3 separate regions of the Homo sapiens genome follow, and regions 2 and 3 are each linked to region 1. The links are chromatin contacts, found by Hi-C or POLR2A ChIA-PET in ENCODE. All regions are on one chromosome and are shown on one strand. The core of a region is the stretch at or near the end of the contact, and the rest is flanking DNA. Distances in the headings are between cores, read along the strand shown.

Region 1 (4,407 bases), core at 509-3,008:
CACTCCAGCCTGGGCAATAGAGTGAGACTCTAACTCAATAATAATAATAATAATAATAATAATAATAATAATAATAATAATAAAATTAAAATTAGTACCAACCACCACCATCAGTGGTCAAAATGGTAAATTTTGTTATGCGTATTTTACTATGGTTAAAATAAAAGCATTAAAAAAAGCAATCGCCAGCCATCATGCCTGCTGGCCCCACATCCTCACACCCAAGCAGAGGCTTCTCCTTCATGCCCTGCTCTGGGGACATGCAGAGGGGTGGTGGCTGCCCTCCCAGGGCACACTCAGGCCCTTCTGAGAACACAGCGCACGACCTGACATACAGAGCAGGCTTCCCAGAAGCGACGGGCCCAGCCCTGGTGCAGGCTGGGTGGCCAGTACACCCTGGGGCTGTCTCCTCCCCAGCCCCAGGGCTGACACACCAGCTGCCCCCAGTTCCTGGAGACCTGTGGACCCGAGGTCACCAGGGGCATGCTCCGGGCCAGACACCCGCTGCTCCTCACCTGGGCCTTGCAAGTCACCCCCATGCAAAGGAGCCAGCTTATCAGATCTGGGCCAGGAGCAGCGGGCAGTGGGCACACAACCATGGTCAACCCATGAGGGCTGGAGGGACAGGGGTAGGGAGATGGCGGATACCTATGGCAGTCATTCCATCAAGGACAGTGACTCTTTATAAGGTGTTTGCTATATATGTGGCAGGCTCAGAGCGGCAAGCCTAATGTTGAAGTTTCTCCATTAGCCGCACACTAGCCTGGCCCCCAGCAGGCAGGGAATTCCTGTCCTCACCCCTCCTGCCCTAGGTAGGGGTGTGGACTCCTTCCTTCCCCACCGCTCTCCTTTTACAGTCTGCCTGGCTTGAACCCTGACTCCCCTGCCCTTGATTGGGCTGTATGACTCTGGCAAGCTTTCAACTTTCTGTGCCTCTGTTTTCACATCTGTAAAATGGGAATAATGGGACAAGCCTCGAAGGCTTCTTCTGAGGATTAAGAGAGTCAATCCATGTAAAACAGGTAGTGTCCGGCACACAACAAACCCTCAATAAAAGTGAGCTTCATTATTACTCAGTTTAGGAACCTCATCCCCACCCCACAGTCTCTTTACAACATCCTCCAGAGGGGCACACTCAGGCATAAAGAACGCCAGGCCAAACTGGCAAACCCATGTTCCAGCTCCTTAACTGCCTGTTTACCGGTAACCTTGGCCAAGACCCTCCTCAACACCCATAAAAAAAGGGGCTGCAGCGAGATGAAGGTCACAATCTGGATCTGACTTGGGGTCGGACATCTCTGAGAATCTGAAGATGGTGGACACTCTCCTTAAAACAGCCAAGTATCATTTATTCACAGGACTTTTCTGACAATTTCAACAGGATTCACAGGCTTTTGTCTAAGAATGCCCACAGTGGATGGCAGTATGTACTTCTCAGTCCAGGCGTTTACAAAACATTTCAAGCTCATATAAATTTGGGGCAATGCCATCAGGATTTCTACCGTGTTTAAGATCTTTGGTGGCCGAAAGCCAGCCCTGAGAATTCTGAGTCCATGCGGGTGAGGGTATCTCAGCACATGTGGGTGCTGGACACAAGACGTGGGGTAGGTCACCAGGGCACGGCAGATGGAGGGCCACATCCTGCAGCTCCCTTGTCTCTGCCCCCAGGCCTGCCCACACCTGGAAGAGGGGAGCCCCCTCCAGCAGCCAGTGTCTCCTGCCACCTCCCCACCCCCAGCACTTCCTCTTCCTGCTCTGGCCTGCCACCCCGGAACCTGAAACCCAAGACAGGACAAGCAGCAGCGGCTGTTGCTGAGCTGCCCCAGGTCCACTGCTACTGATCCACTCACTGGAAACGTCTGGAGCCTTTAGGTGGCTCAGGCCCTGAGCTGGCCGCTGGGGTGTGTATGGGGGGCCTGTATACAGGTCTGCAGTCCCATTCTGCTCCCTACTTGGTGCCTCGCCTGTGCCCCAGCCACCCCCGAGGTAGTGTCTCTCCCCCTCTATGCAGTCAGGACCACAGAACAAACCACACAGCTGGCTGCAAACTGGCTCCTCCACTTACAAAGCTGTTGACCTTGGATAAGGATCTCAACCTCTCTGTGCCACAGCTTCCACACCTATAAAATAGAGGCTGACAGGGGCAGTGGCTCATGCCTGTAATCCCAGCACACTGGGAAGCTGAGGAGGGTGGATCACTTGAGGCCAGGAGTTCAAGACCAGCCTGGCCAACATGGTGAAACCCTGTCTCTACTAAAAATACAAAAATTAGTCAGGGGTGGGCCAGGTGTGGTGGCTCATGCCTGTAATCCCAGCACTTTGGGAGGCCGAAGCAGGCAGATAACTTGAGGTTAGGAGTTCAAGATCAGCCGGGCCAACATGGTGACACCCTGCCTCTACTTAAAATACAAAAAAATTAGCTGAGTGTGGTGGCACACACCTGTAATCCCAGAAAATTGGGAGGCTGAGCCATGAGAATCGCTTGAACCTGGACATGGAGGTTGCAGTGAACCGAAATCATGCCACTATACTCCGGTGTGGGCAACAGAGTGAGACTCCATCTCAAAAAAAAAAAAAAAATTAGCTGGGGTGTGGTGGTGGGCACCTGTAATCCCAGCTAATTGGGAGGCTGAGGCAGGAGAATCGCTTGAACCCGGGAGGCAGAGGTTGCAGTGAGCCAAGATAGTGCCACTACACTCCAGTCTTGGTGACAGAGCATGGTCTGTCTCAAAAAAAAAAAAAAAAAAGAGAATCCCACGAGTTACTAATACCATTATTCTTCTTTTACAAACGAGGAAACTGAGGCTCAGAAAGGTGATGTCAGCTGTCCAAAGGGTTACTCTGCTGCTGGATTCAAAACCAAGTCCACTTGGCTCCACAGCCCGGGTATGAAGGGGGCAAAGGAGCACCTCCCTCACATGGTGGCTGAGATTAAATGTAGTTTTCATATGTAGATGTTTAGCATAGGGCCAGCTACAGCAGCTCAATAAATCTTGGTTAAAAAGAAAAACACAGGGCCGGGCGCGGTGGCTCACGTATGCAATCCCAGCACTTTGGGAGGCCGAGGTGGGTGGATCACGAGGTCAAGAGCTCGAGACCAGCCTGGCCAATATGGTGAAACCCCGTCTCTACTAAAAATACAAAAATTAGCTGGGCGTGGTAATGCGTGCCTATAGTCCCAGCTGCTCAGGAGGCTGAGGCAGGAGAATCGCTTGAACCCAGGAGGTGGAGGTTGCAGTGAACCAAGATCGCGCCATTGCACTCCAGCCAGGGCAACAAGAGCGAAACTCTGTCTAAAAAAAAAAAAAAAAAAAAAAAGAAAGAAAGAAAGAAAGAAAAACACATAAAGCAGGCACACACCTGTAATCCAGCAATTTAGGGAGCTGATGTAGGAGGATCACTTGAGTCCAGGAATTCGAGATCTCCCTGGGCAACACAGTGAGACCTCATCTCTACAAAATCAAAAAATTAGCTGGGTGTAGTGAGTATACCTGTAGTCCTAGCTACTCAGAAGGCTGAGGTGAGAGAATCCCTTGAGCCCAGGAGGTTGAGGCTACAATGAGCCGTGATTGCGCTACTGCACCCCAGCCTGGGCAACAAAGTGAGACCCTATCTCACACACACACACAGACACACACACACACACAAAGAAAAAAAAATTAGCTGGATATAGTGGGCATGACTGTAGCCCCAGCTACTTTTTGTTTTTTGAGATGGAGTCTCACTCTGTCACCCAGGCTGGAGTGCGCTGGCACAATTTGGCTCACTGCAACCTCCCCCTCCCGGGTTCAAGCGATTCTCCTGCCTCAGCCTCCTGAGTAGCTGGGATTACAGGCGCCCGCCACTATGCCCAGCTAACTTTTGTATTTTTAGTAGAGACGGGGTTTCACCTTGTTGCTCAGGCTGGTCTTGAACTCCCGACCTCAGATGATCTCCCCACCTCAGCCTCACAAAGTGCTGGGATTACAGGTGTGAGCCACCGCACCTGGCCAGTCCCAGCTACTTGAGAGGCTAAGGCAGGAGGATCCCTTGAGCCCAGGAGTTCAAGGCTGCAGTGAGCTATGATCCCATCACTGCACTACAACCTGGGCAACAGAGCAGGACTCTATCTCTAAAAAAAAGAAAAGAAAAGAAAAAAGGAGAAAAACAGAGCTTGAAGTGGATGGAAGAGAAATAGTGCCTGGATACCCTCAGCTCAGACTGGAGACAGGGACCCCACATACCCACCTTCCAACCCCGACTCGGGGCCTCGCTTGCTATATTTAGAGGCAGCTCCAGCTCCAAACCTCGGCCACAAGGATGTGTACCCCACGCCACACCTGGCCTGATGGCCACCTCCACAGGACAGAGACCACCACATTCCACACCATTTGTCACACCCACAGGCTCCAGGGCCAGAAAGCAGTG
Region 2 (4,468 bases), core at 1,193-3,692, 290 kb after region 1:
ACTAGTTTATTCCACACAGACCCTTTGTCAAACCTTATTTATGGTATACACATATGCAAAAATATCCTAAAGAGCTGGGAGATTGTAAGTATGCTTTTTCATTAATAGAGTGAGGCATAAAAATAAACCGAGGCAAAGAAAGAGGTTAAGTGAGTATTAAATTCCTGGCAAAAGCCAGCTTCTCCTTTCACAAATAAAAGATAGTTATATAATAATTATGTATGGTAACTAAAACATACAGAGTTCTCAAGATAGGAAAGCTTGTATTACAAGATATCAATGTCTTCTTTTTTGATAGCATCATTTAGCTTATACATATCTGCCTTCTTTTTTGTTTTTGTGAACTAATAATGCATATTCATTCATTATTCATTAAACAAATAGCGATTGAGAAAACAAAAACCAGGCATGAGGCTGCATGCAGTGGCCCATGCCTTTAATCGTAGCAATTTGGGAGGCTGAGGCAGGAGGATCACTTGAGTCCAGGAGTTCGAGACCAGCCTGGACAACATCGCAAGACCTCGTGTCTACAAAAAATAAAAAAATTAGCCATGCATCCAGGCACAGTGGCTCAGGCCTGTAATCCCAGCACTTTTGGAGGCGGAGATGGGCGGGTCACCTGAGGTCAGGAGTTCAACCAGTTCAAGACCAGCCGGGCCAACATGGTGAAACCCCATCTCTACAAACAATACAAAAATTAGCCGGGCGTGGTGGTGCGTGCCTGTAGTTCCAGCTACTCGGGAGGCTGAGGCAGGAGAATTGCTTGAACCCGGGAGGTAGAGATTGTAGTGAGCCGAAATCGAGCGACTGTACTCCAGACTGGGCGACAGAGCAAGACTCCGTATCGGGAAAAAAAAAAAAAAAAAATTAGCCATGCATGGTGGCACAAGCCTGTAGTCTCAACTACTCGTGAGGCTGAGGTGGGAGGATTGCTTGAGCCTGGCATTCCTGAGGGCGAGGGGGTCTCCTGCCCTGCTCATGTCTAATTACCTACTTTAACTGGAGGCTGAGGTTGCAGTGAGCCGTGAGCGTGCCACTGCAGTCCAGCCTCGGTAGCAGAATGAGAGAGAGAGAAAGTATAATTTAAACAAACATAAAAATGGGCACAAGGCAGGCCGGGCGCGGTGGCTCACGCCTGTAATCCCAGCACTTTGGGAGGCCGAGGCGGGAGGATCACGAGGTCAGGAGATTGAGACCATCCTGGCTAACACGGTGACACCCCGTCTCTACTAAAAATACAAAAAATTAGCCGGGCGTGGTGGCCGATGCCTGTAGTCCCAGCTACTCGGTAGGCTGAAGCAGGAGAATGGCGTGAACCAGGGAGGTAGAGCTTGCAGTGAGCAGAGATCGCGCCACTGCACTCCAGCCTGGGCGACAGAGGAGACTCCGTCTCAAAACAAAACAAAACAAAACAAAAGGCACAAGGCACAGTGTGTGCATGTGGATAGCCAAAGTTGAATGGTATGTGGTTTTTCTTTCAAGGGACATAAAGACTAATAGGGATACCAGATCATTAATAATAATTCAGGGTATAGAGAACTAAGTGTCTTGGGAGAGGTACAGATGAACGGAAGGGGAATTGTGAAAAATCAGGTTCAAAATGTTGGCTGGGGATTGCTTTTGGAGGGCTTTGAAATGCAGAGTATAGATTTTGTAGTTTATTAGGTAGGAAACTGACTCAGCACATGGAGGTGATGTTGCTAATGTTCTATTTCACGTAAGGATACACGACCACTGGCAACCTGATCTGGCTGTCTGCAAATGGCATTTGTGAAACGCTGAAGAAAAATCTCATGTTCCTATCTTTAAAAAGACAGAGTTAAACTCCTAAACATTTGAGTTTAAAAGTAACATAATAAATACATACTTTAAGGGTGCAAATTTAATTTCGGTACTTTTAAACACAATCATTTAAACATTCTATTTGAACTATTTTCAAATTACATGAACAAGCCAGGCGCGCTGCCTGTAGTCCCAGCTTCTCGGGAAGGCGGGAGGATCGCTCGAGCCCAGGATTTGGGAGGGTGCAGTGCTCTTTGAGGGCGTCTACGAATAACCACTGCCCTCCAGTCTTGGTAACATAGCGAGATATCGTCTCAAACAACAACAACGACAACCACCACCACCACCACCAACAACAACAACCAACAACAAAAAAACCACTTTGGGAGCTCCTCAGTCCCTTCAGCCCCGACCCCAAGCATCGACTTCCCCTCCCATCCGGTCCCTGTCCACGTAGCCTGGGAACCTGCTCCCACTCGGCAAAAGTTTCTGTAGGGAGTCAGTCTTTTGGTGCACCCCTCCCCGCACTCTTGTACATTCTGACTGGCTGTCGCTCTCCCATGTGCTCTGACAGACTGCTCTGATTGGTTAACAAATGCCGCGAGCACGCGGATGTCTGTTTCCTGGGATATTGTGAGGGCGGGCGGAGATGTAGACCCGGTAGTGTTGTGCCTTGTGGTGACAACTGGCGGCAGCGCGCCGCGGGCCCGAGACTTAGTCTCGGGCCGCCATGGCCAGCGTCCACGAGAGCCTCTACTTCAATCCCATGATGACCAATGGGGTTGTGCACGCCAATGTGTTCGGCATCAAGGACTGGGTGACGCCGTACAAGATCGCGGTGCTGGTGCTGCTGAACGAGATGAGCCGCACAGGCGAGGGCGCCGTCAGCCTCATGGAGCGGCGGAGGCTCAACCAGCTGCTCCTGCCCCTGCTGCAGGTGAGAGGCGCCCGCTGGCTCCTGCTCGTGCAGCAAACTTTTACTGAGCATCTGCTCTGTGCGGAACCCTGGGCTTGGGGACACTCGTGTCCATCAGATACTCTCCCTGCCTGGAGGAACGTGAAGAAATAAAGATAGCTACTACCGGTAGCTAACACGTACTGAGCGTTTACGGTGGGCCAGGCGCTTTACATGCATTTTTTTTTTTTGCAAGTTCATGTCTGGCTCCAGTATTTATTAGCTGAGAGTTAGAGTCTCAGATCCTGTATCTTCTTTAAAATGGGGCTATACAATAGAGCGTTGGAGACACAGGGATAAGTCATACAGGCTCCCTATCCTAGAGGACCGTAATAAACAGTAAAAATGCCATAAAACCGGGCCGGGCGCAGTGGCTCACGCCTATAATCTCCGCACTTTGGGAGGGTAAGGCGGGTGGATCACGAGGTCAGGAGTTCGAGACCAGCCTGACCAACGTAGTGAAACCCCGTCTCTACTAAAAACACAAAAAATTAGCTGGACGTGGTGGCGGGCACCTGTAATTTCAGCTACTCGGGAGGCTGAGGCAGGAGAATCGCTAGAACCTGGGAAGCGGAGGTTGCAGTGAGCCGAGATCGCGCCACTGCACTCCAGCTTGGGCGACAGTGCAAGACTCCGTTTCAAAAAAAAAAAAGGCATAAAGCCAAGGACGAGCACTGATTGAATACTTAACTGTGTGCTAAGCACTTTACTTAAAATTTGTTTTAAATTATTATTATTTTTTTGAGACAGGGTCTCGCTTTGTCGCCCAGGCTGGAGTGCAGTAGTGTGATCGCGGCTCACTGCAGCCTCGACCTCTCAGGCTCAGGTGATCCTCCCACCTCAGCCTCCCAAGTAGCTGGGAGTACAGGCGCGGGTCACTACGCCCAGCTAATTTTTTTGCATTTTTTGTAGAGACGGGATTTTGCCATGTTACCCAGGCTGGCCGGGAACTCCTGGACTCAAGCAATCCTCCCGTCTGGTCTCCCAGAGTATTGGGATTACAGGAGTGAGCCACTGCGCCCGGCCGTCATGTGTTATTTCATTTTGCAGACACAGGTTTAGCTCAGATAATTAAGTTCCTTAATTCATTTGGGTCTCAGTTTTCTCTCTGTAAAATGGGAACAATAGTAGAAACTGTTACTAGCATGTAGTAAATGCTCAATATTACTAGAATTTTCATTTTAGTGTGTTCACATATGGCATATACCTTCCCCTATATCAGTTGTGGTTTTTCCATTTATATTCATGGTTACGTGAGTGATGGCCTTCTCTCCCATTAGACGGTAACCTCCACCAGCTCAGTACTTAGTCCTGTTTTTGTTTACTGGTACATCCCCAAAGCCTCCTAGAATGCCTGAGTAGTTTTTTGTAAAATGAATGAAATGCGATAGAGGTGGATGAGTGCACTCATGGAGAGGATTTTTTTTTTTTTTTTGAGACGGAGTCTCGCTCCGTCGCTCAGGCCAGAGTGCAGTGGCACGATCACGGCTCACTGCAGGCTCCGCCTCCCGGGTTCACGCCATTCTCCTGCCTCAGCCTCCGGAGTAGCTGGGACTATAGGCTCCCGCCACCACGCCCGGCTAATTTTTTGTATTTTTAGTAGAGACGGGGTTTCACCGTGTTAGCCGGGATGGTCTCGATCTCCAGACCTCGTGATCTGTCCGCCTCGGCCTCCCAAAGTGCTGGGATTACAGGCATGAGCCACCGCGCCCGGCCCGAGGATTTCTTACA
Region 3 (4,175 bases), core at 660-3,159, 350 kb before region 1:
CCCGGACGGGGCGGCTGGCCGGGCAGAGGGGCTCCTCACTTCCCAGTAGGGGCCGCCGGGCAGAGGCGCCCCTCACCTCCCGGATGGGGCGGCTGGCCAGGCGGGGGGGCTGACCCCCCCCCCACCTCCCTCCCGGACGGGGCGGCTGGCCGGGCGGGGGGCTGACCCCCCCACCTCCCTCCCGGACGGGGTGCTGGCCGGGCAGAGGGGCTCCTCACTTCCCAGTAGGGGCGGCCGGGCAGAGGCGCCCCTCACCTCCCGGACGGGGCGGCTGGCCGGGCGGGGGGGCTGACCCCCCCCACCTCCCTCCCGGACGGGGCGGCTGGCCGGGCGGGGGGCTGACCCCCCCACCTCCCTCCCGGACGGGGTGCTGGCCGGGCAGAGGGGCTCCTCACTTCTCAGACGGGGTGGTTGCCAGGCAGAGGGTCTCCTCACTTCTCAGACGGGGCGGCCGGGCAGAGACGCTCCTCACCTCCCAGACGGGGTCTCGGCCGGGCAGAGGCACTCCTCACATCCCAGATGGGGCGGCGGGGCAGAGGCGCTCCCCACATCTCAGACGATGGGCGGCCGGGCAGAGACGCTCCTCACTTCCTAGATGTGATGGCGGCTGGGAAGAGGCGCTCCTCACTTCCTAGATGGGATGGCGGCCGGGTGGAGACGCTCCTCACTTTCCAGACTGGGCAGCCAGGCAGAGGGGCTCCTCACATCCCCGACGATGGGCGGCCAGGCAGAGACACTCCTCACTTCCCAGACGGGGTGGCGGCCGGGCAGAGGCTGCAATCTCGGCACTTTGGGAGGCCAAGGCAGGCGGCTGGGAGGTGTAGGTTGTAGTGAGCCGAGATCACGCCACTGCACTCCAGCCTGGGCACCATTGAGCACTGAGTGAACGAGACTCCGTCTGCAATCCCGGCACCTCGGGAGGCCGAGGTTGGCGGATCACTCGCGGTTAGGGGCTGGAGACCGGCCCGGCCAACACAGCGAAACCCGGTCTCCACCAAAACCAGTCAGGCGTGGCGGCGCGTGCCTGCAATCGCAGGCACTCGGCAGGCTGAGGCAGGAGAATCAGGCAGGGAGGTTGCAGTGAGCCGAGATGGCAGCAGTACAGTCCAGCTTCGGCTCCGCATGAGAGGGAGACCGTGGGGAGAGGGAGAGGGAGAGGGAGACGGAGAGGGAGAGGGAGTGGGAGAGGGAGAGGGAGAGCTCTTGTGATTATATTTTTCTATGCACTTGCTAATTACAATACATGTAATCATAACATAAGATAAATTATAATTTGGCTGGGTGGGGTGGCTTACGCCTGTAATCCCAGCACTTTAGGAGGCTGGAGTGGGTAGATCGTTTTAGGAGCTTGAGACAGCCTGGGCTGTGAAATCCTGTCTCTACAAAAAAGACAACAAATTAGCTTGGCGTGGTGGCGCATGTGCCTGTAGTCCCAGCTACTTGGGAGGCTGAGATGGGAGGATCACCTGAGCCCGGGAGGTGGAGGCTGCACTGAGCCGTGATTGTGCCACTGCACTCCAGCCTGGGCAACAGGAGTGAGGAGTAAGACCCTGTCTGAAAAAGAAAAAAAAAAGAAATAATATATATAAATATATATAAATTACCAATGTAATATATGATTTAACTCAGTTCAGAACAGGAGACTAAGACGACAAAAGGAATTCATAAGGGCCTGAGTTACTCATACCCAGAGAGTTCCAAAGAGCTCAGCAAACATTCACAGCACAAACCACTCAGCATGTGATTCACCTCTTACTCTCTCTTCCCGTATGACTGATCAAGAATCACTACTCAACAAGCACGGAGTTGGCAGCTTCGGCATCACTGACATTTCCTTCCTGAGCCGACTTCGCAAGTGTTCGTTGAAAAGGCAGGTTCTGCTACTTGTCTGAACAAAGTTCATGCTTGGGAGAGGAACCTCGGAGCTGGAAATAGAACGCAGAGCTTGTTCTGAACGCCCCCGTGTGAAGATGGCTTGAGAGAAGCAGGAGTCCTAGCTGAGCGGCCCAGACGCACTGGTGGTTGTCAGTCAGCCTGGCCTTTGATTGGCATTCTCACGCCTGCTAAGGCGGGGCTTTATTCCATTCACCTGGAGAGCTTAAACAGTTCTGAGGCCCAGATCCTATTCCCTGAGAACCTGATTTTTTTTTTTAGATGATAGTCTCACTCTGTCGCCCAGGCAGGAGTCCAGTGGCGTGATCTCGGATCACAGCAACCTCCACCTCCTGAGTCCAACCAATTCTCCTGCCTCAGCCTCCCAAGTAGCTGGGACTACAGGCGCGCGCCACCACAGCTGGCTAATTTTTGTATTTTTAGTAGCAACAGGGTTCCTACTGTTGGCCAGGCTGGTCTCAAACTCTTGACTTCAAGTGATCTGCCTGCCTCGGCCTCCCAAATTGCTGGGATTACAGGAATGAGCCACCACAACCAGCTGAGATCCTGATTTAATTGGTCTGGGGACCAAATTTTTGGAAGCTTCTCATTCGAATGATTTGAATGCGTAGCCAAGCTTGAGAAACATGGCTGGAAGGCAAAGGCTCGCTGACATGTCAGGCTTCACAATGACCGGGAGGTCTTGTTCAAACAGACTGCTGGTCCCACCTGGGGGGTTTCTGAGTCTGGGATAGGGTCTGACCATTTGCATTTCTTGTAAGTCCCTAGGTCACGTGAAGTCAATCCTGTTGGTCTGGGGACCACACTTTGAATACTGCTGCTCTTAGACCACAGGGGTTCACGGAGGTGATACTGGTGCCAAAATGAATCAGCCCCAAGCTTGTGACTTTCAGTAGAGAGTAATAATGGGTGGCAGCTGCGGTGCACGCTCTAATTCTTTGGGCTCACATCTGTTTTCCCCATTAAGCTGTAGCCAGAGCTTTCATCTCTATTTCCCCGGCAGCTTAGTTCAGAGCCTGGCACATTATAGAGGCTCAGAGAAATGTTTACTGAATGGATAGATAGATGGATGAATGGATGAATGAATGAATGATGAAGTAAATAATGTGGACACAAGTGAGGCCACAAAAAGAATTCTCTTGAAACTCACAAGAAGCTTAGAATAATCATTTAGTGCCCTAGTTAATTTTACTCGATTTACTAGTAGTTACTGAGCATTTGGTTTAGTGCAAAGCCAATGAAATACAAGTCTCTCAATTATTACTAGAACAGTTCTGCATTCTGGTTTTCAATCTTAGTCACTGGGGTCAGCAAATATTTATTCAGTGTCTATTAAGGTCTGGGCCATGTGAAGAGATGCTCAAGAGACGATATACACAAGGAAAGCGAACTAACAGGCTCCATCGCCAAGGTCCTCAGCCCTGGCTGCCTGGGGCTTTAAAAACTGTCCATGCTTAGACTCCACCCCTAGGTTCTGTTGCACAAGGCTGGGGCCCAGGTGTAAAAATCAGGTGTAAAAATACTGATGTATTTTTTTAAGTGCCCTCAACTGATTTTAAAAGGTTGGCTACCGTGGCTCTAGAAGATTCAGTGCCAAGATGCAGGAGAACATCATCAAAGGTTGGAGGAGCTCTCAGCCAGGTGGGCTTCGGGAAGGCTTCCTGGAAGAGGTGGGCCTACTGCAGAGCCATGAAGGGTTTGGCCAGTAGGAGGTCAGAGGAAGACACTGTATGCTGGGAAACAAGCATGAGGAGGAGGGTGCAGAGGAGGTGCCCACCCCGAGCCCATGCACCCAATTCTAGACCACACTCTGGGTACCTGAACCCGAGGCTTCTCTCCCCTACATAACCTAAGCCCACTTCCGGGGCCCATGGGGATCTCACCCTCCTGAGGCCAACCTGTGCCCCTGGTGTTGCCCACCCATAGGCCTGAAGGGTGCCCCGGGGCTGCTGTTTGGAGAGTATAGAGAAGGGTCCACCTCCTGAATGCCATGCACACAGTGGCCAGGGATGGGGTCAGAGCTGGGAGGACACATGGGGCAGGCCCAGCTTGGCTTGGCCCTGCATGCTGCCCATTCGGGTGTGAACTTTGAATCAGCTCATGTTGAAGGTTGAACTGTCAAGGGGGAATATTTATTTATCAGCTTGTTGCTTGATTGGTAACTTTTAAACATTTAGACATACAGCATCTGGGCCTCTGTTGCCCCGACTGCTCCAGGCCCCAAGACATGAGGGTGGCCTCTTGGTGGTGGGCTGGAGTCCCCTCACCCGAGAGCATCTTAT

The links. A loop is a pair of places that touch in the nucleus more often than their neighbours do. ChIA-PET counts read pairs that join two places held with the same protein, here RNA polymerase II (POLR2A). Pooled maps may share reads with other maps.
Region 2: a loop to region 1 is called in a map of GM11168, with 2.7 times the contacts of the local background. The contact joins the promoter of ANAPC5 here to the enhancer-like site in region 1. A Hi-C loop is called at or near these places in 2 of 168 maps with a recorded cell type or tissue (GM11168 and dorsolateral prefrontal cortex), 4 of 37 single-sample maps with no recorded cell type and 13 of 50 pooled maps. POLR2A ChIA-PET finds 5 or more read pairs at or near these places in 3 of 52 experiments (Caco-2, HepG2 and activated CD4-positive, alpha-beta memory T cell).
Region 3: a loop to region 1 is called in a pooled map, with 4 times the contacts of the local background. The contact joins two enhancer-like sites. A Hi-C loop is called at or near these places in 3 of 50 pooled maps. POLR2A ChIA-PET finds 5 or more read pairs at or near these places in 3 of 52 experiments (GM10248, OCI-LY7 and activated CD4-positive, alpha-beta T cell).

Annotation. Positions count from the first base shown.
Region 1 is chr12:121,635,027-121,639,433 of GRCh38, reverse strand. It overlaps the pseudogene ORAI1. Among named protein-coding and RNA genes, the nearest start is that of MORN3, 32 kb to the left of the region's middle. RefSeq lists enhancers at 1-469, 470-987, 1,512-1,601, 1,662-1,731. Within about 2 kb of position 1,758, at least 16 of the 41 ENCODE cell types and tissues checked have a DNase peak (open chromatin) inside an H3K27ac peak, as active enhancers do; they include OCI-LY7, where a contact is called at or near this core.
Region 2 is chr12:121,350,385-121,354,852 of GRCh38, reverse strand. ANAPC5 (anaphase promoting complex subunit 5) reads left to right here and starts at 2,442. Exons shown (of 17, transcript NM_016237.5): 1 at 2,442-2,719. The coding sequence starts at 2,513. RefSeq lists enhancers at 666-1,339, 1,340-2,015, 2,440-2,699, 2,692-3,367.
Region 3 is chr12:121,989,970-121,994,144 of GRCh38, reverse strand. The region is part of intron 19 of CFAP251 (cilia and flagella associated protein 251); the gene reads right to left. Among named protein-coding and RNA genes, the nearest start is that of BCL7A, 30 kb to the left of the region's middle. RefSeq lists enhancers at 1,879-1,978, 3,061-3,110. Within about 2 kb of position 1,909, at least 13 of the 41 ENCODE cell types and tissues checked have a DNase peak (open chromatin) inside an H3K27ac peak, as active enhancers do; they include OCI-LY7, where a contact is called at or near this core.